Linked DNA regions of Homo sapiens: region 1 is linked to region 2. The links are chromatin loops, found by intact Hi-C in ENCODE. Cell type or tissue: endothelial cell of umbilical vein. All regions are shown on one strand. Links, peaks and the distances in the headings refer to the core of each region. The heading gives the core; the rest is flanking DNA.

Region 1 (15,898 bases), core at 4,481-12,480, 49 kb after region 2:
GAGCAGTGATGTCTCTCTTCATTACCTTATCTCCCAATATGAAAGGGAGCAGAAACAAAGGCCAGGGTCTCTCCATAATCAGTAGCCAGAAAACCAGCTATAAAGGAGAAAAGATACAACTACCCTGGAGGAAGGTGTAAAAGATTTCTACTACATTGAGAGAGAAAGGTTACTGATCAGTGCACCATGGTTTACATTTTTTAAAATGTCTCAAAAGAATCAAAGAAAGCAAGGGGGAGAGTAAGGAATGCTAAAACAGAAGTCTCGTAGACAAAATACTAAAACTTAAATATATTTCGTCCTCATTTGACCTAATGAATAGTAAAATTATAAAGAGGTACTAAATAAAAGGGTGAATTAAAAAAAAACAGAAGTAAAATATAAAAGCAAAAGGCATCATTAAGTCTTTTCCTCACGATCAGTTGGCAAAAACTATAAAGAGGAAAATAGAGTCTCAGACGATGAAATGGCAAAATAATCTTCAACTTGAAACTGCAAAACTCCATTGCAGAAAGCATCTCAGATTACACTGTGCTGGTTGCCTGCAATGGTTCCAGGCTCAGATTGTCATAACGATTCATAGGAAAAGTTTGTTTCCCTTCCCCAGATCATGACCATCAAGATAATACAATGCCTTTGAGATTTTTATCAAAAGAGTGAACCACAAGAGCCACTAAACTCTCTAATTTAGAGATGAGAATGACCTGAGGAGCTTGTTAAGCATTCTGATTCACATGATCCCTCCTTGCCAGGGATGCTATTTAATTATCTGAGAAGGAGGCCCAGGGATTCGCATTTTTAACTGGTATCTAAGGTGATCCTAGAACAGGAGGCTCCTGAATCTCACCTTAAGAATCTCTGCATTCGAAGTTGCTATAGTAATCTCTTGGTTCTTCTTTTTTTTTTTAATTATTGTATTTTATTATTATTATACTTTAAGTTTTAGGGTACATGTGCACAATGTGCAGGTTAGTTACATATGTATACATGTGCCATTCTGGTGTGCTGCACCCATTAACTCGTCATTTAGCATTAGGTATATCTCTCCTAAAGCTATCCCTCCCCCCTCCCCCAACCCCACAACAGTCCCCAGTGTGTGATGTTCCCCTTCCTGTGTCCATGTGTTCTCGTTGTTCAATTCCCACCTATGAGTGAGAATATGCGGTGTTTGGTTTTTTGTTCTTGCGATAGTTTACTGAGAATGATGATTTCCAATTTCATCCATGTCCCTACAAAGGACATGAACTCATCATTTTTTATGGCTGCATAGTATTCCATGGTGTATACGTGCCACATTTTCTTAATCCAGTCTATCATTGTTGGACATTTGGGTTGGTTCCAAATCTTTGCTATTGTGAATAGTGCCGCAATAAACATACGTGTGTATGTGTCTTTATAGCAGCATGATTTATAGTACCTTGGGTATATACCCAGTAATGGGATGGCTGCGTCAAATGGTATTTCTAGTTCTAGATCCCTAAGGAATCGCCACACTGACTTCCACAAGGGTTGAACTAGTTTACAGTCCCACCAACAGTGCAAAAGTGTTCCTATTTCTCCACATCCTCTCTAGCACCTGTTGTTTCCTGACTTTTTAATGATCGCCATTCTAACTGGTGTGAGATGGTATCTCATTGTGGTTTTGATTTGCATTTCTCTGATGGCCAGTGATGATGAGCATTTTTTCATGTGTTTTTTGGCTGCATAAATGTCTTCCTTTTAGAAGTGTCTGTTCATGTCCTTCGCCCACTTTTTGATGGGGTTGTTTGTTTTTTTCTTGTAAATTTGTTTGAGTACATTGTAGATTCTGGATATTAGCCCTTTGTCAGATGAGTCAGTTGCGAAAATTTTCTCCCATTTTGTAGGTTGCCTGTTCACTCTGATGGTAGTTTCTAAGGACTTCATGTCTAAAACACCAAAAGCAATGGCAACAAAGCCAAAACTGACAAATGGGATCTAATTAAACTAAAGAGCTTCTGCACAGCAATCTCTTGGTTCTTAAGCTGCCCTGGGTAAGTTATGTTGGTGAACCTAAGGAATGTTAGTCTGTTCCCTCTAAAAAACAGTGAGCACAAGTTTAGTTGCTCCCATATTTGCGTAAAGGAAACAATTTAAGGTATTTCCCAGCAACCTGTGCAACTACTAGCAGGCCTTCTCCCTGCTAAAGCCAGATATTTTGCAAAATTTACCAGACTAGTATTTTCCAAGGTTCAAAGGAATAGTGTGCTTTGAGAGCCGTTTTCAGATTACGTCTTAAGATGCTATGAAAACAACCTATGTAAGTGTATATTTAAGTACATCGTGTTAAGGGCAAAATATGCTACTCGTTAAAGTCACCACATGAGGTTTTCAGTACCATATACTGGCTTGATTTGAATGAAAATTTCTAGAAATAGGATCTTAGAAGATTACCTTCAAATAATTAAAATTCCAAAGAAAAAAATGGACAGTCCTACATTTGTTTCAACTTTACTTGTTTCTGATGACTCTCATCTCTCTAGATTTTCTTACTGTTTTATGCCCCTGACTTTCTAGTAAGGTCTTCTGAGGTACAGTGGGCTGTTTACAGGCATTTATGTTTGTGAGAATATCAGTACATTATCAACCGCAGATCAAAACCCCCAGATAACAGTCTTGTTTTACTGACTTAAAAGGAACTTGTAATAAAAAGCCCCTTTTCAATGGGGGCCTCTGTGTGTTACTTTGTTCCCTTCATCACTGTTAAGGTATATTATTTGGCCTCAGGTTAATCTACCTTTTTAGAGACCAAAAATGACTTTCTTTACACTCTGCTGTGTTTTTTCAATTATGGGATCTTACAGTTTTCGTGTTAGCTCTCCATGTTGTACTGAATGCTCAATGACAGATATTTTCTATAAAATAAAATATAAAATATTACTAGACTAATTAGGTCTTTGTTTTGCTGTGGTCATGATGGCCTATCCAGACATTTCATTCTTGGTTTAATATCAGATGTGTTAACGCATTTCTTTTGTTGTTATTGAAACAGTGGATCACATTCAACACTTTTGGGAGAATCTGAGGTTTATATTTATATGATAATTTTGCATGTTACTTAACATCACTCTTCATTTTTCTTATGTCCTATCCGTGGTAGCTGCAGCAAGTGTTTAGCCTAGATTTTCTGAGATAGTCCTAATATTAAATATTTTTCTCTTATTTTCAGACTCTTTATTACAGTGTCAAGACAGGGATGGCAAATTTTTCTTTGGAAAATAAAATTACAAAGTCAATACATGCCTTAGAAATGACTGACCTAATTTGAGCATTTCTGGGGCAACCTTCTTCTTACTTCTTCTCCCATTCTTGGGCTCTGTTAGGATGCCGACTTGTAGAGGTTGGCATTGACCTTAATGCTCAAGGCCTTGGGAAGCTCTTGATCTGTAAATAACATCATCTGTTTCCTGCCTCTGCAAGAGGAGATTTTCTGCTGAATAGACTGTGCCTTGGTTTCAAGGCTCTCTTATCTCTTGGACAAGTGTCTGCTGCTGCTCTCCTGGTAATTTTTCTAACTGTGACCTGGAATTGAACTCTGGTTTTCATCTTTTCTCTTCTTCCTCTTACTCAGCCACAGCCTCCTGGTTTACATCATCAGGGATTTTTCCATCTCCATTACTCTGGCCCTTCTGGTTCAAGCTTTTAGCCTTAAAAACCAATAGCATCCTGACTTGTGACTCAGCTCAACCCCATCACCTGCTTTCAAATTCTCCTCCATATTAACTCCCACCTACAGACTTTCTCATGCTCTCTCTCACTACACAAAACCCATTTCCTTCCTTATATTTTCTGTTCCAATCTTTGGTTTTCTCTTCTCTGCCACTGCATCTATGTTTCTCAGATGAATTTCAGACCATTGAAGCTACAAGTAACAGAAGCAGAGATCTACTCAGAAATTAGCATTTAAAAAGAAATATATGTAATCCTGAGAAAAATGTTGATATTGAACTTTGAGAGTTCAGCTTCAAAAGATGAGTGCTACACATTAATATATTTAGCTTTTTTTCATACACAAACCAGTTTGTTTTAATTTATTCATTAGTGAAAAGAAATACCAAGGTAGTAAAAAGGCTTGTAAAGTTAATTATTCAACTGACTTGAGAGCTTTTCTAAAACCAAATTTTGCAGGCAATTTGATCTGAATACCAAGCTTGTTTGAACATATGGCCCAGTCTCAAAAAAATACACATATCATAGCCAAGAGCCTCATATGTTTTTAAACTATTAAGTGTTAGATAAACTTATTAGCCATCAATAATAACCCAGGTAGTTTCCAGCTTTTCTAATTGTGAGTACTTTCCTATGTGCATATATTGCTTATTTTATACCTTTTTATTCCCCAACAATATCTAGCCTGACCTGTAGTTCATGACAAAAACACTAATGTCAACTCCCCTTATTTCACATACCAACATGGTTTTTCAGTAGCTGTCCGTCAAAACACAAGGTGATTGTATAATAAAGATGCTATTTCCAATGAGATAAACCACTTATATCAATAAGGAAGCAAATTGCACTCAAATTAATGAAGAAAAGAAATCAATCACCTGGCCTTTTTAGTAGTCTGCAGACTATATTGGTTTCATTTGAAATATATGTTTTTGGGCTAGGGCTTTCTCTGGAAGGCTAGAGCTTTGAGGAGTTACCAATATGGTAGTTGAAGTCATGGGGTTAGATGATATTTCCAAGAGATACTCATTGTTTGGCATTAAAAGAAAAGTCAGTGTTTCGTTGGTAGGAGATAAATTTAAAACAGGTAGGATCTTTTGTAATCTCCCAAAGTCACATTACTTTATCCTAACTGAGGTCAACTCTTGAAGTTGAAATGTCTGTCTCTATGTGCAGGCCTCTGCACACACACAAGTGCACACATACTTATGCAAGTGTACATGTGTGCACAAATACACACACACATTACATCAATCATTTGAATTACTTATACACATAAAAAAGTATGGCATATTTATATAAGACTGTTGAGCAGAGAGGCAAAGTCAAGCCCTCATAAATATGGGTAGAGAAGGGTAAGCATTTGTTGAAATCCCTGTGGTAATCATGGTTGAAATGCGGGATAACAGAAGAACCCAAAATAAATAGCCTTAAATATTATGAATCTTTTTATATGCTGTGTGGATACCAAACACACACACACACACAAACACAACACAAACACACACACACACACACACACACACACACAAAGGCTCCACAACTGCGTTCTTAGCTGAACATAGATGTTTAATGGTCTTAGCCCCTAGTAAAATTGTAATATGGCTAAAATGCATCCCTGGCACTTCAGAAATACAGAGCTGAAAGTACCTAGCAGTCATTTAACCTAAATATTAATTTTACAGATAAGAAAACTAACAATCAATATGATGAAATGATATCTCAAATCTCACACAGACCATTGCTTCCTCAATCCATGCGACATTTTCCTCTTGATGACAGGAAGCAGCTGTCTTTTGGGATTTTCCCTAGGGCAAAAGCCACATCTGATTTATATATGTTCCTCTACCCCAGAGTGTTGGCTAATTTTAAAGTCCACACTTAGTTTTTGTAATGGAAAAATGCCAGCACTTTACATTTTCCTCATGGGTGTAACAGTAGCTGCCACTCATTGAGCATTAAATTGGCCAGGCCTCGTGCTAGGCACTTGATTCATTGTGTCTCATTTCATCCTTACAATAATCTTGTATATTGGATATTGTATTGTAATTTTATAAATAAGGACAATGAAGCTGAAAAAATAGAGATTATGCCTCAGACAGTATACTAGAAAGGTGATAAAATCAAGATGTAAACCCAAGTCCATCTGATTACTAAGGCTTTTCTGTGCTTCTTTCATCACTGGATTCTATTACCAGGGACCAGGGATAAAAGAAGAGCAACAGAGGGCACCCAAACAGAATCACCTCTGTAGAGTGCTCAGAAGAAACACTGTAGAAGCTCTCCTGACACAGCTACGTGGCCGGCCAGCTCTTATTTAGGAGAATGGTAGGTAATGCTGTTCCAGCACTTAGAAACACATGCTTGATGGAAAGGAGTGGGGAGACACTCCAACAAAGTCTCTCATGATATCACTGGGTTCAGTTTTACCAGAGCAGACTTCAGTGCCTGCCTACATCAAATTGACTGGTAGAACAAAATATCCTGCTACAAAATTCTAATAATTCTGAAAAAGAATAGATACCAATTTGGGATATTGCCTAATTGAAATTATTTACATATCTGAATTTAAGTATCAAACCTAATCCAGCATGGGTTTTTTTTGTAATAAATTCTCAAACTCCCAAATATTAGGAAATATTATCCACAAATTGTTGGGGACAGCTGGAAAGTAAACATTTTGGGCTTTAGCAATTTCTTTGGCATGTCCTTTCAGGAGCCTTAAGAAATGGATTGCACCTTGATAAATAAGAGGTAAATTTCACACGGAATCTGAAAAGTAACGAAGAGTAGGTGGGATCAGATCCAAGGAATTATTTGGTAGGAGTTATGGATTTCAGTTTGCCAATATGTAAAATATACCTCAGAATGTGGCCAAGGAAAAAGATAATGTTTGTCCCTCAACCTTTCCACTGAAGATCAAGAATCCAAATCCCTGTGAGAACATCATGCCAGCTGACATGCTAGATTCTGTCACTCCTTGGCTTAAAACCCTTCAGTAGTTACTCATGGTTCTTAGAATAAAATCTAAACTGTTACGTATGGATTTATGGCTCTCCCTTATTGTCTCTTCTTCTTTATTTTCAGCCACACCACTTATTCTACTCTCCAGTCATAGTTTCTTTCCTCTCCAGTTTCTGTCTCTTCTTCAAGCCTTATCTTACAATATTCCTTCTTGCTGGGACATTCTCTGCTGCAACGCTCTCCTGCCCTCCATATTCCTTCCATTACCCACACAGCCACTCCTGGCTGGTAAGCCCCATTCATCCTCCAGTTTGCACTTGGACACCACTTTTTGCAGAAGCTCTTCCCTGACTCCCCGGGTCTGGATTAAGTGCCTCCCTGTGAGGCCCTCACTTCCCTCTGTAATTATCATAGTTCACTATAACTTCTTGTTATATGGTTTCTTTTGCCAGTTAGACTGTAAGTTCCAAAATGGCAAAGACATGCTGCCAATTAGCAAATATTTTTCATGTTCACTCTATGCTAGACATTTGGGATACTGTGGCACACTAAATATAAAGTGTGCCCAACATTGCGTCTTAAAATGAGGCTTTTCCTCCCAGATGTGGTGCATTTATGATAGAAGACATGCCTAGGGATACCATGGACCTTTTTGTTCCATGCATATACATGAGGCAGGGCAATTTCTAGAGGATGGAATCACATTCTCCTGGAAGGTAGAATTAGGGTGCAACCATTGGAAATTGCCTCTGCCTGGGCTAGATAAGGCGGTGCCAAGGGTAAAATAACTTTGGTGGATTTTTGAAGTACTATGTGTCAAACCCTATGCTGAAAACAAGAAAGAGATTATTCTTGAACTGAAGCCAACATGTCTCAAAATACTCTGAGCACGAATCTTAGTGGTCTTTATGGTGACAGTGTTTGATAGTACTAACCCATTATAAGATTACTTTCCTGTATGTACTTCCTGCTAATTTATTTAACAAAAATCCTGATATGTGATATACCTGCCAAGCAATTAACGAGATTAGAAATGAAGTAGTCCAGGAATATAAACTGCAGAAGAAAGCAATTTTCACCCCAAAAGTTTACATTTGGCTGAAAAGCCACAATTTAGACCCCATCTCACTGGTCTAATAACACCTGAACTAAAGGAGGCATTTCATTTAATTATCCAAACATATTGGCATGTAAATTCAGGCTATCAGTAAAAATGAAGCGAGATGATGAACTCATCCCTTAGGACTCGTGATTTTGAACAGCTTTTCTCTTTTTAGGATAATTTGTGCTGCTTTATCATCTCAGAAAATCTTTCATTTGTCATGGATGAACTGAGATAAGGGAAGTTATTGCCACCTGGGTGCCTCTCTAATTTTCTAGTATAACAATTGGTATATATTCACCCAGTGAGCAGATTATACAATTTTACCTCTTTCCCTCAATCTAAGGGCCACTGGGAAAATGGAAAAAGTTGAGAGAAAGGGAGAGACAGGCAGAGAGAAGGTAAAAAAAAAAAAAACCCAAAAGAGTAGAATTTTATATTAGATGTTTGACATGAGATTTAATGAGTCTACCTCTGTGGTGGCTTTGTGAGAGACATCTGTTAGTCTTAAGTCCAGAAGAGATAAATTTATTATTATTAAGAGGAATTTGGGGCCTCTGAACATACATGTTAACTTCTTTTTCTTTATTAAATTACTTTAAAATTATAATGTAGAAAAAGTGGTATTGATACTGCAAAGTAGATATAGGACTGGTTACTGACTGAATAGAGCAAAGGAAGTGACTGCTGAAGTCTCCACAGGGGAAAGGCACCAAAGACCGTGAGTCATTTCCCTCTGCAGAAGCCTTGAGGGTCTCAGGGTTTAGGGCCACTAGAGATCAGGATAAGCAAGGCCCTGGGAAGGCACTTAGCTAAAAATAGAGTGATTATTCAAAGTCTGCATTATAAACTGAGGTCTTTTCAAAAAGGCAATGATTAACTCTAGGAAAAGCCAAAAGTTGTCTGAGAAATAAACTTGGAAAAGCGATGGATGTTATTTATGTAACCATAACCATGCTAACATGCTTGTTTAAAGAGAATGTGTGGTAGAGCTATGCTGGGAGGCTGAAGAAAAGGCAAGTCGGGGTGTGGTGATGGCAAGGGAATGCTGAGAAGCGCAACATTTTTCAATGACTACCAAAGGAAGCTAGTAAATCATACATAATCGTGACATATGAAGACATATCAGTAATATTATCTATAAATGTGGAGGAAATAGGGTGAAAAAGTTGAAGAGTTGAAAATGGTTGCTCTGGGGCCTAAGGCTGGAGCATTGGGTAGAGTGGGTAGGAGAAGGGACCACTGCTTTCTAACAGGGCACTTTTATCTCTATCTGATTTCTTAAACTCTGTACATGTATAAAAACAAAAACGTTTTTAATAATTAAAAAGAAGAGAAGTGGGTGGCTTAGGTTGCTGGAGTAGTGGGGATATTAGCCTGGAAGAAATTTTTGATCCCATACCTTTTATTCATTAGCTTTATATACTCAGAATTTCAGGATCTTCTGTGTCAGTAAGTAGGTGATACATACTCAAGCCTGAATTGGTTCATCACTAAAGTAATCATAGCAGTTTGCAGCAAAGAGAAGACAGCACAAAAATTCAAGCCACAAAAGGTTGCACTGTGACTCTTCTGTAAACCTCAACCCAGTGTCAGACGGCTGTTTTTTCCTTTCTTACTGCTATATTTTCAGTGCTAGCACAGTGGCTGACTCACATGGGTGCCTCAGAAGTAGTTGACAAAAATGCACAGAGATTACAGAAATGTTAGTTAAGAAAAGATTGATGAATTAATTGGCATGGATTGGGAGGAAGGAAGTTCTAAGGAAGACTCAACTTGCAAAAGGCCAAATATAACTGGGAGCTAGGCCAAATTTTATCCCTTTTAAGGAATCAAAACCAAGGTTAAGCCAGGGTCAAACCACTAATAAAGGAAAATGAGAACAAAATAAGTTCAAACTGGTATATCTGTGAATTTAATTTGCTTGCTAAGCACGTTGTGTATGAAGTGGGTGGAGTTTGTGAACTGAGGGTGTTCCGTATCTCATATATAGTCCATATCTCATATACATTATTCTAGTTGATATTTCAAAATATAGAAAAATGACAAAGTTTTCATCATTCAACTTATTTGGATGGTCAAGAAAATATAGAGACTATGTGATAAGTGACATAATCAATCAAGTTCAAAATATAATTTTGAAAAAAAGAAGTGGTCTTCTGTCTAACTAGGAATACAAATTTTATGTTTAACAGCATGCATTGTTTACTAGGTCTGCCTTAAAAAGTACCGCACACTGGTTGGCTTAAACAACAGAAATGTATTGCCCTGAAGGTTTGAAGTCTATATTAGTCCAATTTCATACTGCTATGAAGAAATACCCGAGACTGGGTAATTTATCAAGAAAAATAGGTTTAATAGACTTACAGTTCCACGTAACTGGGGAGGCCTCACAATCATGGTGGAAGGCGAAGGAGGAGCAAAGTCACTATCACAAGAACAGCACAGGAGAAACCCACCCCCGTGATTCAATTACCTCCCACTGGGTCCCTTCCACAACACATGGGGATTATGGAGCTACAATTCAAGATGAGATTTGGATGGGGACACAGCCAAACCACATCAAAGTCCAAGATCAAGGTGTTGGCAGGTTTGGTTCCTCCTGAGGTTTCTGAGAAAGAATCTGTTCCATGCCTCTCCCCTAGCATCTAGTGGCTTGCCAGAAATCTTTGGCATTCCTTGACTTATAGATGCATCACCCCATCTCTGCCTTGATGTGCACATGGTATTCTTCATGTGTGCATTTATGTATCTAAATTTCCCTTTTTGTAAGGACACTAGTCATATTGAATTAGGGGCCTACCCTAGTGTATTAGTCAGGGTTCTCTAGAGGGACAAAACTCTCTCTCTATATATATATATGGGGAGTTTATTAAGTATTAACTTACATGATCACAAGGTCCCACAATAGGCCATCTGCAAGCTGAGGAGCAAGGAGAGCCAGTCTGAGTCCCAAAACTGAAGAACTTGGAGTCCAGTGTTCAAGGACAGGAAGCATCCAGCATGGGAGATAGATGTAGGCTGGGAAGCTAGGCCAGTCTCGTCTTTTCACACTTTTTTCTACCTGTTTTATATTCTAGCCATGCTGGTAGCTGATTAGCTTGTGCCCACACAGGTTAAGGGTGGGTCTGCCTTTCTCAGCACACTGACTCAAATGTTAATCTCCTTGGCCACACCCTCATAGACACACCCAGGATCAATACTTTGCATACTTCAATCCAATCAAGTTGACATTCAGTATTAACCATTACACCTAGTCTACTATGACCTCATCATAATGAATTACATCTTCAGTGATGTTATATCCAAATAAGCTCACATTCTGAGGTACTGGGGTTAGGACTTCAACCTATAAATTTGAGGAGATACCCACTATAATGAAGAAATCATGTAGTCTAGGTTTTCTAAAACAATAATCTTAGAGATAGACAGACTATCCAAAAGGGTAGATGACTGGATAAATGGAAGTGTCTGATTCTGATTGTTAGGCTGGGTCCAGCCCAGAAGATGATGATGATGTGTGTCCTTGGGAACAAAAACTAGTAGAGTAAGTGTCTCTTATCTGGAAACAGCACTAACAGCCAGGTGAAAAAAATGCAAAATATTTGAATAAAATGAATTGGGAAAGGAATAAGGTCCAACAGCAGAGGATCCAACTGCAGATCACAAAATCAAGGAGAGCCTACAGCTGAGACACAAGACAAAATGAAAAAGCTAAAGAACTGAAGAGCTGGTGAAATGAAAACAGAATACCGAAGACTGAGCACAGAAATCAGAGAGCTATGGGGAAATACCTTAGTTCAAGCTATAACCTGCTATCATCCTTTGCATGTCTGTGGCAAGCGGTGTGAGCAGATTAGGTATATTTAAAAGTCCAGAACCAAGAAGCATAATAATTATTTTTCTGTCCAACCATAAGACTCATAATTTTCATATCAATGTGATATTTGAAGAACTTAATATCAAATTGCATCTGAAGTTAATTTTTCCCTTGAGTAATAAAAGCAACTTAGAGAGAATCATAATTTGTATGCTTTGTGCCCCAGAAAACCTCTGTGTGGCTACAAGTAGCAGGAAGCCAGACCTAACAGAGTTATGATCCTTGTCTCCAATGTCCCTCAAATTGCACCACAGTCTAAACGGCATGTACTTCTGACCCCACATGAATATCAAGTTATTACAAACTTATGTGACTTTAATGACCTTTCAAAGATAATGCAAACATGAGAACATTCCTAAGTACATGCCATGAAAACTTATATCCAAATGGATGTTGCACTTCAAAGTCACCCTGCAAAGAAGTTATTTTATTTCACAATAGTTCAACATAGTTGCAGTGCTCCTAGTTTGGAATTTATATCAGAACCAGTGTTCGAGGAGTGACTCTCATCCTACAAAGTACTTAAATAGGCCAGAAGTGTCACATTACTTTGCTTTCTTTAAATTTAATTAAATCTAACAGAATACTTACCAACATGGGCTTGTATGACAACCAATATTAGTTATTTCTGGAGGGTTCTTTCACAGTATTCTCTAATACTAATACTGACCACAAGAACATGTAGATCTTGGAAATGTTATATAGGAAAAATATGCACAGGAATCTTCGCAAAGAGTGGGATTATAAATACTCAAAACCCACTCACCACATATGTGCTGTGAAACAACCCCTCCTTCTGCTGTCAGAGAACAAACTAAAAGCTCTCCTAAGACAAAAGAACCAAAAGAGCCTGGATACTCTTTAGAAACTGGAAAGGAAAAGATAACCTTAGAACTAAGCATGCGTTAATATTTCAATACATTTTCACTATACCAATTTCCAACTACCATTAAGAAAGTAACCTCAATAAATTATACTTTACTTCTTTTAATAAGATTGTAATGACCTTTAAAAGATACCACAAACATGAGAACATTCCTAAGTCCATGCCAGGATTTCTGAATCCAATTCTGATACGAGAAGTTTAAGAAATTTCTTGACCAATAGAGGTGTCATTCATCATTGAATTTAAGTCTCAAGAGTGATTTTGTGAAATGATGGTTGTTGATTAAAGAAAAAGTTGCTTTAAAGTACTGGATGTTGTCATGAATTACTTATGAATGACTTGAATCTTTTTGATTATAAATAAAATTCATTTTCCTATCTCCTGACTTCTACCAGGAACTTCCTTTTCCTTTCACCATTTTTTTCGATCAACCCCTCAATGCCTGCCCCTCTCCTACTACTACTTCTAGATATCAGGTCTGATGATAGCAACCATTCCCAGAACAGGCAGCAGCAGGTTCTGAAGTTGGAGATGTGGACCATGGTAAAGAGAAAATAGCACAAGAGAAACTACAAAACATCGTTGAAAGTAATTAAAGACGACCTAAAAAATAGAAATAATTCTTTGTTAATGGATTGGAAGACTTTATTTTACTAAGATGGCAATATTCCCCAAATTGATCTACAAAATCAATGCAATCCTTATCAAAATTCCAACTACTTTCTTGTTCAGAAATGAACAAGCTGATCCTAAAATTCATATGGAAAGACAAGAAATTCTAAATAGAAAAACCAATCTTGGAAAAGAAAAACACAATGGGAGAAATTTTGAGAAGTTTCCTGATTTCTAAACTTGCTACAAAGCTACAGCAATCAAGACAGTGAGTGTGGTCATGGCATAAGGACATTATATAGACCAATGGAATACAATTGAGTGTTCAGAAAAAAACCCATACATTTGTGACCAGTTAATTTTCAACAAGAGTTCCAAGACCGTTCAATGAGGGAATAATAGTCTTTCTAACAAATAGTGCCAGGAGAAGTAGATATCCACATTCAAAAGAACAAAGTTGGACCTCTACTTACACAAAAACTAACTCAAAATGAATCACAAACCTAAATGTAAGAGCTAAAACTATAAAATTCTTAGAACAATACATAGTTGTAAATCTGCATGGACTTGGATTAGCAGTTTCTTAGATATGACACTAAAAGCCCCAAAACCAAAGATAAGTACATAAATTTGTCTTCATCAAAATTGGAAACTTTTGTGCTGCAATGAACACTATCAATAAAGTTAAAAGTTCTCAGGATGGAAGAAAATATTTGCAAATCATATATCTGAGAAGGATCTGGCATCTCCAATATGTAAAGAATTATTATAACTCAACAATAAAGAGACAAATAACCCAATTAAAAATGGGCAAAGCATTTCAACAGACATTTCTCCAAAGAAGATATAGAAGTGACCAATAAGTACATGAAAAGATACTCGTCTTTATTAGTCATCAGGAAAATGCAAATCAAAACCACAATGAGATAGTCTTTCACACCCACTAGGATAGCATCAAAACAGAAAATAACAAGTATTGGTGAGGATGTGGAGAAACTGGAGTCCTTATGCATGCTTGTATAAATGTAAAATTGTACAGACCCTTTAGAAAACAGTCTGGCAGTTTTTCCAAATGTTAAAGACATATTTGCCATTTAACACAGGGTCCCACTCTTATGTATGTACTCAAGAAAATTAAAAACATATTTTCACAGAAAAACATGTGCATAAACGTTCATGGCAGCATTGCTCACTACAGCCAAAAAGGAGAAACAACCCAAATGTCCATCAACTGATGAATGGATAAACAAGGTGTGGTATAACCAAACAATGTAATATTATTCAGCCATAAAAAGGAATAAAGTACTGTTTCATGCTACAGCATGGAGGAATCTTAAAAGCATTACACTAAACAAATGAAGTCAGACGCAGAAAGCCACATATTGTATAATATCACTTACATGGAAATTCCAAAATAGAAAAATCCATAAAGAAAATAGGTTAGTGGTTGCCAAAAGAGATGAGAGAAGGGGAAAATTAGGACTGGCTGCTGAAGGATAAGTGATGTTTTTGGAGTAGAATGGAAATTAGTGTTTGGAACTGGATAGAAAGATAGCAGCACAATATAGTGAACATACTAATAACTACTAGATTGTGTACTTTAAAATTATGAACTTATGATGTGAATTATATCTCAATTTAAAAAAAGAAGTAACAGTTCATTTTGTGCTCCTGCATCATAGTTATTTGCCTACATTTTAAACAATAAAATAGAAGTCATGTTGTCCATAGGACCTACATAAGAGTTACTGAAAAAAAGTTCCTATATGAGCCTGAGCCAGGTGGCTACAATGATACCTATCTGGGTGCCCAAAGACCAAATGTGGAGGAAAGAGGATATCACACTTAGTATAAATAATATAAGGAATATAAATGGAATTCAGGCACTATGTGTGTCACCCACACATGCTTTGAAATATGACCAAGAGTTGCTCTTTTGAGTTTCCCTGGGCTACTGGCTGTCTCTTTCCCTGCACCCAGTGGTTTAGATAGATGTGCATATTAAAGAGCAGCTAATTCAACTCAAGCAAAGAACAAAAGAGATTTCATGCTTAAACTTCAAAATTAACATGAGAGCAATTCTAGGAATCTGTCTCTCTACCAAACAACATCAAGAGACTAATAAGACAGAACAACTTTACTGGCTTTTACCCACACAGTTATAGACAAACTGAGAGAGAGGTACAGAGGGGTTTTGAAAACAGAATTTAGGGAGCCATAGATTGCAAAGTGCTGCCCCTTCCCATTTTTCTCTATTGCCTTTTACCGTATTTTCTCATACAATTTGGCAATGGTTTGGGCCTCTCTTAGGGAAGATTCCTCAGAAACAGACTCTGAGATGAAAATTTGCTGCAGGAATTTTACAGGTAAACACCCACGGATTAACCTCTGTGGTGATGGAGGAGGCAGGTAAGGATGAGGTGAGTTGTGGTAAACACACATGGATTAACCTCCGTGGTGACGGAGGAGGCAGGTAAGGATGAGGTGAGCTACAGTGCAGTGCAAGATAGGCTTTGGCCAGTCCCAGGAGAGTCAGATGGCCTAGGGGGAAGGGGCTGTGGCTTTATATGTCCACACCAACCTGCCGTTACTCATGAGTGAGCAACTTTGGGTTGAAGGTAATTTTTGGAGAGCAACTCAGTTAACGGCCATAAGCCACCTAAATTTCTACCAGCTGGGAGAATGAGCTCTGTCATCCTGAGGGGAACCTGGATAACGAGCTACAGGATCCACCACAGAGGTGTCTATATACCAGAAAAAAATGGAT
Region 2 (15,898 bases), core at 4,317-12,316:
TGCGAAGAACAATAATCTCAGTGTAAGGGAGAGCACCAAGTCGCCAGCAGAGTAAGAGAAGCAAATTCATATCTAGACCCATCTAAATACTCCTGCAGAATATTATGGAAGAATCTTTAAGCTTACCAGAAAGAAGAGACTCATTATCAAACGAGGCAAGATAATTAGACCTCATATTTTACATCAGTAAATGTCAGCTAAGAATAGAATTTTAGAAAAGGAGAATTTTACCCTTCAAATTATATTATTCCATTGTCTTGGGCATTCTCTGTTGGCCACTTTTAAGAGTTTCCCTGTCTGAGAAATTTATTTATCAAATCTGCAACTCAGATTCCTCACTTATCAAATGGAAGTAATAGCTGTAGCTTTATAAAATAGAATCCAGACATTTTCAAATACACATAAAGTAATTATGGTTTGGTAGGCCTTTATTAAAAGAAATGCTAAAAGAGGTGTTTCAACAAGAATTGAAACTAAAAGAAAAGAGAAGAATGTAAGAAATAAATGTATTTTCAAGCTTGTTGGTAAATATAAATAAGTATTGACTATAAAATATGTTAATGATGAAATGAGGAGGCAATGTTAAAATAAGTTGGAATTAAAATATTAGACAATAGTAATATGAGACAAATCAGACTTAAATAGTTGTAAGATGTTTATATTACATGAATATTATATAGGAGAGGAGTAAAGACACTGAATAATTTCAAACATCCTTGAGTCAAACAAATTCAAATTTAAGATAAACCAGTATTTAAAATGTTTAGTGAAATTAATAACCTCTAATCCAGTGGAAAACAGGAAAAGAGAGACAGAATAAAGAAAATTATGTCAATGAAAATGAAGCAAGAAGAGGAATAAAATAAAAAGGGAGGAGAAGGAGAAGCATCATACAATTAAGCAATTCAACAAAATATATTAAAAATGCAAATTAAGCTGCAACAAATATCTAAATATGTCAGTAACTACAAAGAATGTTAATGTATTGTCTACCCAAAAAGATAGACTATCACATCTGCTTATAAAAACAATCCAGTTATATGCTACTTATGACAGTCACATTTCCCAGTGACGTGGATTTCTGGATTTCACCTATTGTTCTAGCATACTCTTCTTTTTACTCTCAGAAGTTCTGGTTTGGATGATAAATGACACACTAAAAGAAGCACTATATAAGGAAGTTGAAAACAAATGTATGCAAAAATAGATTGACAAAATAGATATTTGCCAAAATAATGCTGGTATGGAAATATTAATAGCAAAAAAATGGAATTTAAGATTAAAATTATTCATAAAGATAGAGGAACATTTCGTTAAGCTAAAAGGAACAACGCACCAAGGAGATTAAGCAACCATTAGTTTGTAAGCCTTCTACAACTTAACCCTAAAATGCTGAACGCAAAAAACAACAGAAGTGCAAATAAATAAGCAAACTTATAATAATGGGAGATTTGAGTAGTCCTCTCTGAGAAACCAATGGATACATTTTTTAAAGTAATAAAGATAAAGATATTTGAACAACACTCTTATAAACTTAATTTTTATAGAAAATGTACACTATTGGCCAGGTGTGGTGCCTTACACCTGTAATCCTAGCACTTTGCCTGAGCTCAGGAGTTTGGCACCAGCCTGGGCAACGTGTTGACACAGTCTATTACCATGAACTGCATAATTTTCTAAAATTATTAGCCTTTCCCGGTAAAGACCTCAATAAGGTATTGTACAATCTTCCCTAAACTTGTACAGCATTAGCATTCTTGGGAAATTGGGTGCACACTATAAAATTTTATTTCTTAGCATAAATCAGTGGTTCTCAAATGTTAGTGTGCAACAAGGAGCTTGATAAAACACAGATTGCTTGGTTGGTCTCACCCATGAGTTTTTGATTCAGTACATCTGGAGCAGAGCCCAAAAATCTGCATGTAAAATAAGTTATCAGTTGATGCTGATGCTGATGGTCTGAAGGCCACAATTAAGAACCCCTACATAGAAAATTTTAATGTATGCTTTTCACATACATGAATGCTTTATGGTTCATTTGGAGGACATGAAAAACATTCTCAGTTTTGCAGGACTCCCCCATTGTTGCATGAAGTCTATCATCCCTAGCACCATTCCCTAAATGCCAGGGTGGTTAGCTTTCTCACATAGTAGTTCAGTACTCCAAGCACGGGTGTTCTAAGAGAGAGGAATGGAAGCTATCAGTCTCCTACATCCTAAGCCGGAACCTGTGGAGTCAAAGATGCTGGCAAGATTCAAGAGGAGAAGTCGATCCCACCCCTCCATGGAAATAGCAGAAAATAAATTGCACTCATCTTTAATCTACCACAATCTACCCTCTCACCACAAATTATTCATATTTTCCCATATGCAACATTAATTAACTGCCCCTTCTAAAATCCCCACTCCTCAAGTCTAAAATCTTGTCTCCATCAGGTCCGGGTGCAGAGGAAACTCCTTAGATAAAGTTTCTCAAGTACAGCTTTCCGAGTACTATTCCTCTCTATGTGAAATCTGCCCGTCACCCACACCTATCATATGATGTTGGGACAGAGGTAAGATAACGTCAAGATATTACCAATCTGAAAGGAGAGAATAGAAGGCACACTGCAGTCACTGGTTCATAGCAATTCTGAAATCCATTGAACACATATTGCTAGTGTACTATGGACTGAATTGTGTCCCCTGTGAAATTAGGATGTTGAAGCCCTAACCCCTAAAGTGATATGTATTTGGAAATGGGCCTTTGTTAGACAATTAGGTCATGAGGGTGAATCCCTCATCATGCCACTAGCGCCTTTATAAGAAGAGACATGAGAGAGATCTCATTCTCTGTGTCTCCTCCATCTCCACCATGTGAGGACATAGCCAAAAGAGGGCCATCTGTAAGCCAGGAAAAGCACACAGCTGAACTGGCCAGTACCTTGTAGCTGTAAGTACCATTGTTAAGGCCTCAGAGGCCATAGATTAGATCAGTGCCTTGAAACCATTTCTTACTTTGATAATATTTTGTTGGAAGAGACTAGGATGAGAAATACCTTTCTTAAAAAAAAAAAAAAACTGACTGTCCTGAATCCTCTACATATCCTTTAAATTCCCCTCAAAGTTTTAACAGTTCTATTTCTCTCATATGGCTCTTTTCCCTATCTTTCATATACAGCTAAAATAAACAATAGGCACTTTTGACATCCCACATCAACACTTTATGTGATCCACCAGTTTATTAGATACAATTTTTACTTGCCATGACTGCAAACAACAACTTCACTAAACGTTCTGCCACTACCATCACAACAGACATCTGTCTCCAGCTTCCAATAACATTTTCTCCACTGTCCTTGAATCCCTCATCAACAGCCTCCTAAAAGTCCCTTCCATTTTAACAAATAGCCTTCTTGGGGCCTTTCCAGTTTCTACTCACTGCCTTGTCATAAAACCAATAATCCATGAATTTTAGGTTTTTATTACAGTATCACCAGGTGTTGAGTACCAAAATGTGGGCGCGTTATCTTTGCCAGATAGCAAACCAACCCCAAATGTTAGTGGTTCCTTCACATACCTATAACCTTGGCAAGGACAGCCAGAAACTGAGCTCCTTTGGGCCTCTCTTCCCATACATTCTCCGAGTCTTCCCACTGGTCTCGCCAGACCCCATGTATGTCGAATCAGGGTTCCCCAAGTGAGTGCTCCAAGAAAGAAGGGAAAGCCAGTAGTCTTATAAGACCGAGGCCCAGAAACCAGTACAATATCTGTTCTGTCAAGCACTTGTAAGGCTCACCCAGATTCAAAGGAGAGAAATAGGGCTCACCTTTCTTTTTGTGTGTGTGTGTGAGACAAGGTCTCATCCTGTTGCCCAGGCTGGAGTGCCGTGGCATGGTGTGATCGTGGCTCACTGCAGCCTCGATTTCCTGGGTTCAGATGTTCTTCCCAACTCAGCCTCCCGAGTAGCTGGGACAATAGGCACAGCCTGGTTAATTTTTTGTATTTTTAGTAGAGACAAGGTTTCACCACGTTGCGCAGGCTGTTGTCTAATTCCTGGGCTCAAGTGATCCTCCCTCTTCGGCCTCCCAAAGTGCTGGGATTACAGCCATGACCCTCTGCCCCAGGCTGGCCTCATCTTTCAATGGAAAAAGTAGCAAAGAATTTGTGTCTGTACCACACCTCCCATCACTAAGACAAACAAAATGCCTTGCCAATTTCAAAACTGCCTCCCAGGGAAGGGAGCACACCCATCAACCTGATTTCAGGAGAATTAGCATTCCCAAGGACCTGAGGTCTTACATTTCCTTTCTGTGAAGGAGCTGTTATCTCTGGGGAAGTGACCACACCCACAATCAGTCCTAGGGTCCTGCTAGGGATACTTCTACAGGGGAGAAAGGATTTTGCAAGACTAACAAGTGCTCTTTTCCTCAGGGTTAATTTTTACTGTTCTTGAGGTATTCGAAGGCAAAAGCTGAAGTGCTTCTATGTTGGCTGACAAATACATTCCTGGCTTATCTCAAGGGAATTCCCAAAGTGAATTTCCTATTTATAAGCTGAATGTCTAGTCCTATAAATCTTCCTATATTTCTCAGGAAAAAGGTAGGGGGCAGGCTGCTCCGAGCTCTGGGTGGTCTACTATAAACTTCCTTACAGAGGTTATGCTTAAATGTTCTTCTTCTTCTGCTCAGCTGGAGTTAGTTGCCTGAGCAATGCTAGGACAAGACAAAATTATTAAAAGCTTCCAGGGATTTAGACAAAAAGAAAGGTGCTGAGGTCCTAAGCTTCTGAGGAGCCATATCTAATGCCACAGCCCAGGATTGGAGATAATCGGCCATCCTTGCTTGTTGATGGAAAAGAAAAAAAATACTGAAGAAGATTCTTTAGGTATTCCTGTATGAAGTCTCCTTTAGCAGAAGTCTTTCAAAACTTCTGCTAAAATACAGACTTTATAACCTACATTTCAGTTGTGTTAACTTTTCCTGAAACTAAGTGTGACCACAGACATTCGTGTAAAGCCAGAAACTTCAGAATTTGGGAGTGTCCCAAATGCAGTACCCTTTTCAAAATGCATGTGACAAAACACCTTTCTTCCCTGAGCTATGAGCTGGAAGAATTTTCTCAGCCTTCATGTAGGTGAGTAAGCTCTTTTCATTTTTTGGTTGTACCTCTTTTACTACTTAGAATTTCATTGTTGTGTCCAGTGAGCTATGATTAAATATTGAGGTCAGCTGCCCTCTGCAGACTGGGGTCACTAAGTTAAATCCTGTCCACTTGCTGGAAATGTGCGAAGTTTCCACTCCAGTTACATATAGCTTCTGTTTGTGACTAGTAAGCACTGAATAAATATTTCTAAGCTGCTTACTAATCCAGAATTGCATGTTTTTCTGCAGATCTATTTCTTCTTTTCCAGGCCTACTAATTCCACATTAGTGTCTCAGTCAACATATTTCAAGCCATCTCGAATCTAATCGCCCCTTGGTGATTCAGGGGACTGAGACACAGGGAGAATGGAAGGTATTGATATTTTGTATCCCTTTGTGTCAGGTCTTCCTTTTCACATTCAGAAGGACGCAGCTGAATCCTGAGTGTGGTCTACAAAAACACACAGACGAAAACAATTAGCAATTTTAAGTCAGTTAGAGGTGCAAAGAGAAGTTGTCTATTTGTTTCTTTAACAAAGAAAAACCTTTGGTTTTCTCTCCTAAGCCCTTAATCATGCTCTAGGCTCTCCCAAGCACCAGGTTGTCACTCATGAACACAAACTACAATGACTGATTTTCTTAGACTTGTTTGGTTCTTGTAAAGTAGCCAATAAACTAATTGCATGAAAAATGACATGTTAAATTATCTCTACTTTTTTGGAAAAACAGCAGATTGATTTTTTTTTTTTAAGCCAAGCAGAGATGAGGCATTTTCTAGAAAGGCACAAGTTTTAATTATAAATTAATGCACAGGAATTTTATCTGTGCCAACTTGAGCTTGGAAGAAAATAGTATAGAATTACTTGTCTCTTTGTGCAGGTCATGTTACAGTGCTTCTCAAAGACTGATCCAATATTCAGTGTGTTGTACAGTAACATCTACAGTGAGAAAGGGGGAATAAAAGCTGAGCTGGTCAAATGCAGTGTCCTCTTTCATGAGGTCAGCCAATAGGAATTTTAACAGCTAATATTCTAGACAGTGGGAATGCAGTAGAGGCTTTTTCCCTTCTTTCCCAGGAGAAAAAATAAATATCAAGGCAGTCATTTTGAAATCCAGAAAAATCACACTTGGAAACACAAAATAAACTATCCTCAACCCTCAGATTCTATCATTTGATGTATTATCTCCTTGAGAGTCCAAATAAAGTGAGACATTAGCTTTACATGGTTTCATTCTGATTTCTAACAGGACCCCAATTAGAGGTAACTTGCTGTTTAGATTAAGGTTTGTTGTATAACTTTTAAAGTTCAATATCACTTATAAATAATTTCTATCCCCTTAGATTACCTTTCAGCAACCTGGCTTTTATTATCCTTTTCTCCTATTCAAGTAAGTTTTTGTGAAGTCAAACCTAGATGCTTTTCTGAATTATAGATTTCACACCTGACATACTTTGCACACATGTGTCTGTTCCCATTCTTCCTCCTTTAAAAGCCCAACTCATCCTCTTGCCTGAGGAAATAGAGCTGAAATGTAAGGATCTTCAAAACCGTTGCACAATCAACCAACTTTTCTGCACAAGCTGTGTCTACTGCCCTTGCTGCCTATTCTGTTTGGAAGCAAGAGAATAACAGAAGAAACAAGTGACCAAAGAATGAATAACATGTCCAGCCTTTTGTATTACTCCTGATATCATAATAAGACATTGTGTGTTTTATTCACATGGATCTTGGCCATATATTGAGTACAGTGAAACCTCACTGGCTTCAATGTACACTAGACCAGGCAAAGAGCAAATAGTGGCACCAAAGCCATCCCTACCGCCCATCCCATGCCCCTTCTGAGCAACACCTGAAAACCTCTGTAGCATATTCCTGTAAATTCTACCAGGTAGTTAACATCTGCTAAAAAATGTTCTCTTCTAAATTGTTGATGCTTATAGACAATTTCAGAAATTCATTTTAATAAAAGCATTCTCCCTGTAATAGTGGTACACAATTTTATGGCACTAACCAGGTACCAGGTTCTTCACATACACAAACTCATTTGAACCTCACCACATTGCTGTAAAGTAGGTATGAGTCCCCTCTCAAGTTATGGTACAAATGAGGAAATTGAGTTACACAGGTATGCAATAAACAACAGAGCTTAGGTTTGAATTCAAGATGTCTTGATTTCAGGTCCATGCTCTTAACAGCCACACTGTGCTGCCTGTCTGGCCACCAGAGGTCAGCTTCCCTGAAGGAATTAGTATTTGACTGAGGTGTGGTGCTTTCCACAGGGAAGCAGAGAAGATTTTTGGGGAATCCCATAGTGTTTTTAGCATCAGTGTTGTACACAAAAGGAGTACACTAACAACAGATGAAACAACACAAATATCTTTTGACTGAGAAAGTTATGGCTACCCAGCTCTGCTGAGGCTTATTTGTGCTAGAAAGACACATAAAACTTACCCATGAATATTGAAGATTTGAAGGCACGAAGGGGATACCCAGATAACAAAAGACCAGAGCTATACATATATGTCTTCTGCTGTTCATCAAGTTAATTCTCCAAACATTTATTAAGCATCTATTATGCATAGCATAATTAAGCATCTATTGTACATGAGACACTAGACTAACAGGGGGATGCAAAGATGAATGCCATTTGTTTGGAGGCTGGAGTGGACATGCCTCATTATTTGATTCAACTTGTAGAGCAATGGTTCTTGAATTTGCCACATATTATAAGCACCTGGGGGAGTTCCAATGAAAACTTCCGAAGGAAAACATTCCCAGACCAGTAAATTCAGAGTCTCTAGGGTAGAACCCAGGCATGAGGATTTTTTTAAAGCTCCCCAGGATTTCCAATGTGAAGCCAAGGTTGAAAATGCTGAGAACTACTGTTTAGAGTAACCCATTGTGTCAAAGCCTAAATGACCTCAGAAAAAAGTTCACTTTTGCCTTGGCATTTTCTTTCTTCTTGAACTGATAGATACTAGGCTGTAGCTTGCTTATTGCATTTTATGTAACCCACTTAGAGTGCCTTTTTCTGGAGCACTTTGCTTGCTTCTAATTCAAAACTGGCAGCAGGGGAGTGGTGTGAGGGGAGGGTGGTCACTGCCAACTGCTTTACATGTCAAACAGTGGAAGATTCCATTGGGAGGTTAGGTGGGGAGCAGCAACCTGGGCTCTGAAGAGAGATGTATCTCAATTTCTCTGCTTGACATTATTACCCTGGACAAGTCACTTAAAAGTCTTGGTTTCCATATTTGTAGAATGGGGTAAACGATGCCTGTTTGTGAGAAGTAAACTAAGTAACTTATGTGAAGTGTGTGGTACAGAGCAGATACTCCACGGAGGCATCTTCTACTTTACTATAATTATCCTGCTAATTCAAGTGAATCCTGCCCTTCTTGAGGCCTTCCTTGCCAGGTTCTTCTCATAACTGCCATGCTTCCTGGGGAATGAAGCCAAGGGGCTACTCTCCCCAACTCAGACAAAAGTCCTTGAAACTCTCCATTTCCTTTAACAGCAATTTCCCACACTGGACCGCTGAAGTCACATCTTGGCTTCATCCTAACAATTTTCAATTCTTCAGATTCTTTTGTCTCTTTCACTTTTTTTCCCCCATATCCTTAGACTTGCCATTTAAAAGTTGTCTTTGCTTCAAGATTTTTCCATACCGTTCCTCCCTGTTAGCTTCCTCTCCCTTTCTCCTTTCACTAGGCTCTCACAGACATAAAATGGACACTAAAACTCTTTTTATTCAAGTTTTTTACTTCGGCTTTTACTTTAAAGGTTAAAGCTATAAACCCAATGAATATTTCATGTGGAACACTTTTCAGCCCTCATTCGCCGAGGTGGATGCAATAACTACCAGAAAGGCTGTAATAAAGTAAAATTGATAAAGATAACCAGACAGAACATATTAAAAGACACAAATTTATGACTGCTTGATGAGGCAAAATGTTCTCGAAGAAGATTTGCAGGTTCCTTTTTCATTTCACCTTCCTTCATCTCCTTTCTCAGTGCTGTTTCGCATCATCCTTTACTCCTCCAACCTCTACTGGCTTCCTTTTTTCTTTTTAAATCTGTAAGTCCCTATTCTAAATGCTTTCTCTTTTATTGATTTTGGAATAGGCTGGAAGCCGTGATCCACTGTGTCCCTCTCAGATGTCTCCTAATATCACAACCCTGGCCGCATTTTATGCAGCAGCTCTGCTTCTTTTCATTTCTCATTTTTCCCACAATTCTAGCCTGATGACGGCTGGAAAATCCCAGTAACAGGTAACACTTGGCCTCCTTTTCATATATATAGCAGAGTCTCCTGGGGGGAGTTTAACTTAATCCTGGTGCCTTCCTCTTTTTGCCAACCCACCCATTCACCAAGGAGATGCCAGGTATAAATTTGTGAGGTGCCAGAGTGACTGACATTTAGATAGCAATGAGCTCATATTCACCATTTTAAAGAAAGCAGCATCATCAGCCTGCCTAATGCTATTTGGCCCATTAATCTTCTTGTTTCTAATTTAGCCATCTTTTCCCGTTTTCTCAGCTTCTTAATGTAGTTTGCAACCTTCCTCAGACCACTGATATCTGTGTCTGTATCCACTGTTGTTTCTGCAAAATTCGGTTTCCATCATAGCTTGTAAAGTAACATCTTCAATTCTCTTTCTCATAAAGTCAGTGAGACGTTAACCTTTCAGGTAACTGTTTTTAAATAATCTGTTTAAACTATTCTATTAATAACTTAAAGATCTTTTGAATTGTGCTCTTTTTGTTTCGGTCTTTTTCCCTTTCTTTAGAGGACTGAAGCATGCATGCCATATACACAGCCTAAAAGCAGATTATCTTTAAGGTAATGCCTTTGGATAGCTGACAGCTGCTCAAATAGGTCCTAGTTCTGGCAATGTTCTCGAAATTCTTCAAGATTATAAATCTTCACTATGTTCAATTTAAGTTGTTCTTGGGAAATTTTGGATAACACTTATCAAATATAACCTCTAAGAACCAGAGATGAATTAATCTACCCAGGCTTACTTGTCCCCAGAAATTTTATAAAATGCATTGCTCCTAGCGTACATAATACTAAATATATTCTCGATGTCTATGTGGTGCCAGAATTGTGGACAGTAGAGAGGAGCTGTAAAAGATCTCTGAACAGGAAATTCCAAGGTGTCAAGGGAAAAATTTCAGTTGGGAAATCATAACATCAACATAGTTGAATGTAGTGAAAATGCCACCTATTTTATTTTAGTCCCAAATACTAAGTAATAAAGCACAGAGCTGGACACACAATAGAATCTTTAAAGAGTATGCAATAACTTGTTTTAATTTGGACAATGATATTTCAGCTAAAATAAATATTGATGGGAAGGTTGGCATCAGTTAAGCTGTGGTCATAATATAAAAATAGAATTGATTACAAATAAAAAAAATACATTCAATGTCATCAAGTCCAGTCAGTGAAAAACCTAAACAAAATAAGAGAGCCCTTTATGCTAAAGACACAATAAGGGATAAAAACAGTGTTTCCAGGCTTGAAGAATGAAAGAGAGACAACAGAGTCTCACATGGTAAGCCCACCCCATCCTCTCCATCTCCATAGAGACTTGCTTGAAAATAACTGATCTAATTCAATATGTTTACTTATGAATGAGGGTACTAAGGCCTAAACAGTCTGTACACCTCACCCAAGGACACAGACCTTGTTAGCAGTGTAACATAAAGAAGAACTGAAGGCTTTCCATTTCTGGCCCACAGGGCTCTTAGTATATCATGTCTCCTTGTCAAAGAGACCTATTTTGGAAACCACACATTTACTACAAAAGAGGCAGTAGTGGAACATGTCAAGATTCTGCTCAAAATTGAGAAGTGTGCACTCCAAGAAAGCAAGTAGACAAGGCCCATCACTGTGTCTGCATACATCCTGTGCTTTTTGCACTCTGGCATTTGTATCCATTCTTATACACCAATAACAGACAAACAGAGAGCCAAATCATGAGTGAACTCCCATTCACAATTGCTTCAAAGAGAATAAAATACCTAGGAATCCAACTTACAAGGGACATGAAGGACCTCCTCAAGGAGAACTACAAACCACTGCTCAATTAAATAAAAGAGGATACAAACAAATGGAAGAACATTCCATGCTCATGGGTAGGAAGAATCAATATCGTGAAAATGGCCATACTGCCCAAGGTAATTTATAGATTCAATGCCATCCCCATCAAGCTACCAATGACTTTCTTCACAGAATTGGAAAAAACTACTTTAAAGTTCATATGGAACCAAAAAAGAGCCCACATCACCAAGTCAATCCTGAGCCAAAAGAACAAAGCTGGAGGCATCATGCTACCTGACTTCAAACTACACTACAAAGCTACAGTAACCAAAACAGCATGGTACTGGTACCAAACAGAGATATAGATCAATGGAACAGAACAGAGCCCTCAGAAATAACGCCGCATATCTACAACTATCTGATCTTTGACAAACCTGAGAAAAACAAGCAATGTGGAAAGGATTCCCTATTTAATAAATGGTGCTGGGAAAACTGGCTAGCCATATGTAGAAAGCTGAAACTGGATCCCTTCCTTGCACCTTATACAAAAATTAATTCAAGATGGATTAAAGACTTACATGTTAGACCTAAAACCATAAAAACCCTAGAAGAAAACCTAGGCATTACCATTCAGGACATAGGCATGGGCAAGGACTTCATGTCTAAAACATCAAAAGCAATGGCAACAAAAGCCAACATTGACAAATGGGATCTAATTAAACTAAAGAGCTTCTGCACAGCAAAAGAAACTACCATCAGAGTGAACAGGCAACCTACAAAATGGGAGAAAATTTTCGCAATCTACTCATCTGACAAAGAGCTAATATCCAGAATCTACAATGAACTCAAACAAATTTACAAGAAAAAAACAAACAACCCCATCAAAAAGTGGGCAAAGGATATGAACAGACCCTTCTCAAAAGAAGACATTTATGCAGCCAAAAGACACATGAAAAAATGCTCATCATCACTGACCATCAGAGAAATGCAAATCAAAACCACAATGAGATACCATCTCACAGCAGTTAGAATGGCGATCATTAAAAAGTCAGGAAACAACAGGTGCTGGAGAGGATGTGGAGAAATAGGAACACTTTTACACTGTTGGTGGGACTGTAAACTAGTTCAACCCTTGTGGAAGTCAGTGTGGCGATTCCTCAGGGATTTAGAACTAGAAATACCATTTGACCCAGCCATCCCATTACTGGGTATATACCCAAAGGACTATAAATCATGCTGCTATAAAGACACATGCACACGTATGTGGCACATATACACCATGGAATACTATGCAGCCATAAAAAATGATGAGTTCATGTCCTTTGTAGGGACATGGATGAAATTGGAAATCATCATTCTCAGTAAACTATCGCAAGGACACAAAACCAAACACCGCATGTTCTCACTCATAGATGGGAATTGAACAATGAGAACACATGGACACAGGAAGGGGAACATCACACTCTGGGGACTGTTGTGGGGTGGGGAGAGGGGGGAGGGATAGCATTAGGAGATATACCTAATGCTGAATGACGAGTTAATGGGTGCAGCACACCAGCATGGCACATGTATACATATGTAACTAACCTGCACATTGTGCACATGTACTCTAAAACTTAAAGTATAATAATAATAAAAATAAAAATAAAAAGAAAAAACAAATGGGCTAGACGGCAGCCTATAGCTAACTCCCTGGTTTCATATGTGTGGGAACCTGTTACTGTGGCTATAGTAACAATGATGGAATTACATAAATTTGTTATGGGACCATTCAGCTGTGTTTAAGATAGGCAAGCTTTAAAGAGCCTGAGAAAGAATATTTTCAGATATATTCTATAACAATCACTGCCCTATAGCTATGACCTAGCCAGTGGTATGAGTTCAACAAATAAACAAATTTCTATAAACTATATATTTCCTGAGAGTGAGACTTTATCCTAAAGCCTCAGGAAGACATTAACAGGACAAATCATGGAAAAAAGACTATGAAAACTTATGTGTATCATTCATAATGATTAAAAGAATGACCCAATTAATCTGAACACCACTGAATTAAAAACCTACAACATGGGCAGGGTGTGGTGGCTCACGCCTGTAATCCCAGCATTTTGGGAGGCCAAGGCGGGTGGATCACGAGGTCCAGAGTTTGAGGCCAGCCTGGCCAATATGGTGAAACCCCATCTTTACTAAGAATACAAAAAATTAGCCAAGCGTGGTGGCACATGCCTGTAATCCCAGCTCCTTGGGAGGCTGAGGCAGGAGAATGGCTTGAACCTGGGAGGTGGAGTTTGCAGTAAGCTGAGATAGCGCCACTGCAGTCCAGCCTGGGCGACAGAGCAAGGCTCCATCTCTGAAAAGAAAAAAAAAAAAAAAAACCTACGATACTTCTAATTAATGTGCATTGTCTTAGTCAGTTTGGGCTTCCATCATAAAATACCATAGACTGAGTGGTTCAAACTATAAAAATTTATTTTCTTACAGTTTTGGAGGCTGCAAGTCCAAGATCCAAGTGCCAGAAGGGTCAAGTTCTGATGAGGGCCCTTCCTGGCTTACAGATGTCTGCCTTCTTGGTGTGTGCTCACATGACACAGAGGGAGAAGGAGCTCTCTGGTGTCTTCTTCTAATCCTATGATATCAGTTGCCATCTTCATGACTTCATTTAATGAGAATTACATCTTTAAAGGCTCTATATCAAAGTATAGACACAGTGACAGCTAGGGCTTCAACATATGAAGTTTGAGGGGACATATTAATGTTTCTCACTGAATATAAAACTTGGAATAAATGTCATAACAAGCCTTTTACATGTATTACAGTTATAAATTATTTTATGTATTACATAATTATATTGAAACCCATATTATAACTATATTTACAATATGCATAATATAAGGGCAAAAGTCATTTTTCAAACATCATGTGGGAATAAACTATTTAGTACATGTGAATTTTTCAGATAAGTAAAAAGTACCATTATAAAAGTGGATGGATCTTTAATATGATAGACATTTAATAAAATTATTTGTAGCATGTTCACAAGTCTTATTTACAAGTTGTAGAGTATATTTTTAAAATAATTCAAAATTATTTTCTGACAATGCAAGGCCATAATTTGGAAGATCAAGTTTTATACTTTAACAATAAAGAATGCAAAAAGGGTGTAAAACTGTTTCCCCCTGCTGATGGAGACCCCAGATTTAAGATCTCCACACTCAAAAATAAACAAACCCAGAGAAAAACAATTCTCATACTTCAAGATAACAGACCTTCTAATGTGTTGTTCTATACTATTATTTATTGGACAACCTATTATATTCAGTTGTTATGTTTCCTTTAACATTCAATTCTGAATCAGTAGAATGTGGCCTAAGAGCCTGAAGTTTCATCCCTGGGATTAGAATATGAAACCTGTAACTTTTAAATTTGTTGCTACATTTAACTTATTTATTTGTACTTTCCAAAAGTTTTGTCTCAAGTATTAAAGTTACTGAAAGCCCAATCATATCTGAAGAGTCATTTTATTTAAAAGTAAAAGCTACTTTAAATTTAAAATATTCTTAAATTCAGTCTTTTTACTAAATGTACTGTATTCATCAGCATCAGTTGGGTTTAACTTAGCATTAAAAAAATGAATGGGAAGCATTATGTTAACATGATTATTATTATTGAAATATAATCATGTAAATAACTCAGTTCCATTGGGAGTAGACTAAGTGCTATTTTTAATGTATGTACTTCCTTTTCTCATAGACTGTACATATTTAAATGATTTAAACTAAATAAAAGCAAATGTTTTTTTATAATCACAAGAATTTAACTTAGCTTTTTCATTACAACAATGCCATTGTATATTTTTTCAATCTTTATTTTATTTTTACTGAGCTAACATGGCTTTGCTAATTCTTTTAAAGTTATTTTGATATGTTTTTATTACAATATTCAAAGCTAAGCCTTAAATTGTATTTTGCATATATGATATTCAATAATTTAAGTAAATTCAAGTATGTATTAATATATAATATATCTATTCATATTTTGGAGTTTAAGAACATACTTTTCCTTCCCTTTTGAAATTCAATATGTATAATTCCAAGGAAATATAAATTGAAATAAAACTATTAGTTATTAATATTTAAGAAGAGATCAGTTTCAGGTAAACAAGAATTTATTTTAAAAGAGATTTGGCCTGTATTTATGTTGAGATTTGACTGAAACTTCTGATTTATTTTCTCTCAAGAATTGTACTAGTGTTTCACTAAAATGTCATTCTTGTTGAGTAAAGTTTGGCCTTAATTTTCACTCTGCCAACCCCAACCTGGTGAATCAAAGCACTTATATTCCAATATAATCACAAAGTAAGCTGTCACATAAACTTTATGGACAGTGATTTAATGAAAAGGTAGTTTCTTTAAGATTATTTCATTGTCACAATCATTGGCAGAAGCAATATAGTATAGTAAAAAGGTTTAAACTTAAATGTCAGAAATTTTGTTTCAACATCATTTGAAAATATGTATCAAGAGATAAAACAATTCATTTCTCTTGACAATATTTTCTCTTGAGGCCCTAATATTGAATATGAAAATATTAATATTAAAACCATATAAATCTTTTTACCCAAAGATAAGAATTGGAACATTATGTTATCAATGCCTGCAAAAATTCAATTTATTGATAGATTACATCTTCATAAAAATGTGGTGTAAAGTCTAAAATTAAGGTCCAAT

What was found. Peaks named below come from ENCODE experiments on the same cell type or tissue, not always from the same donor. Only the 100,000 strongest peaks of a DNase experiment are listed, where the experiment ranks them.
Region 1: a loop joins it to region 2, with 5 times the contacts of the local background. A loop is called at or near these places in 6 of 110 quality-filtered maps.

What each region holds. Positions count from the first base shown.
Region 1 is chr5:52,734,724-52,750,621 of GRCh38, forward strand. The region is part of intron 2 of PELO-AS1 (PELO antisense RNA 1); the gene reads right to left. Among named protein-coding and RNA genes, the nearest start is that of ITGA1, 45 kb to the right of the region's middle. In endothelial cell of umbilical vein, for the core only: no CTCF peak of the experiment used is centred there; DNase peaks (open chromatin) are centred at 8,478 and 9,468; H3K27ac peaks cover 1,534 bases.
Region 2 is chr5:52,686,136-52,702,033 of GRCh38, forward strand. The region is part of intron 2 of PELO-AS1 (PELO antisense RNA 1); the gene reads right to left. Among named protein-coding and RNA genes, the nearest start is that of ITGA1, 94 kb to the right of the region's middle. In endothelial cell of umbilical vein, for the core only: a CTCF peak has its summit at 7,351 (motif pointing right); DNase peaks (open chromatin) are centred at 4,506 and 7,366; H3K27me3 peaks cover 176 bases.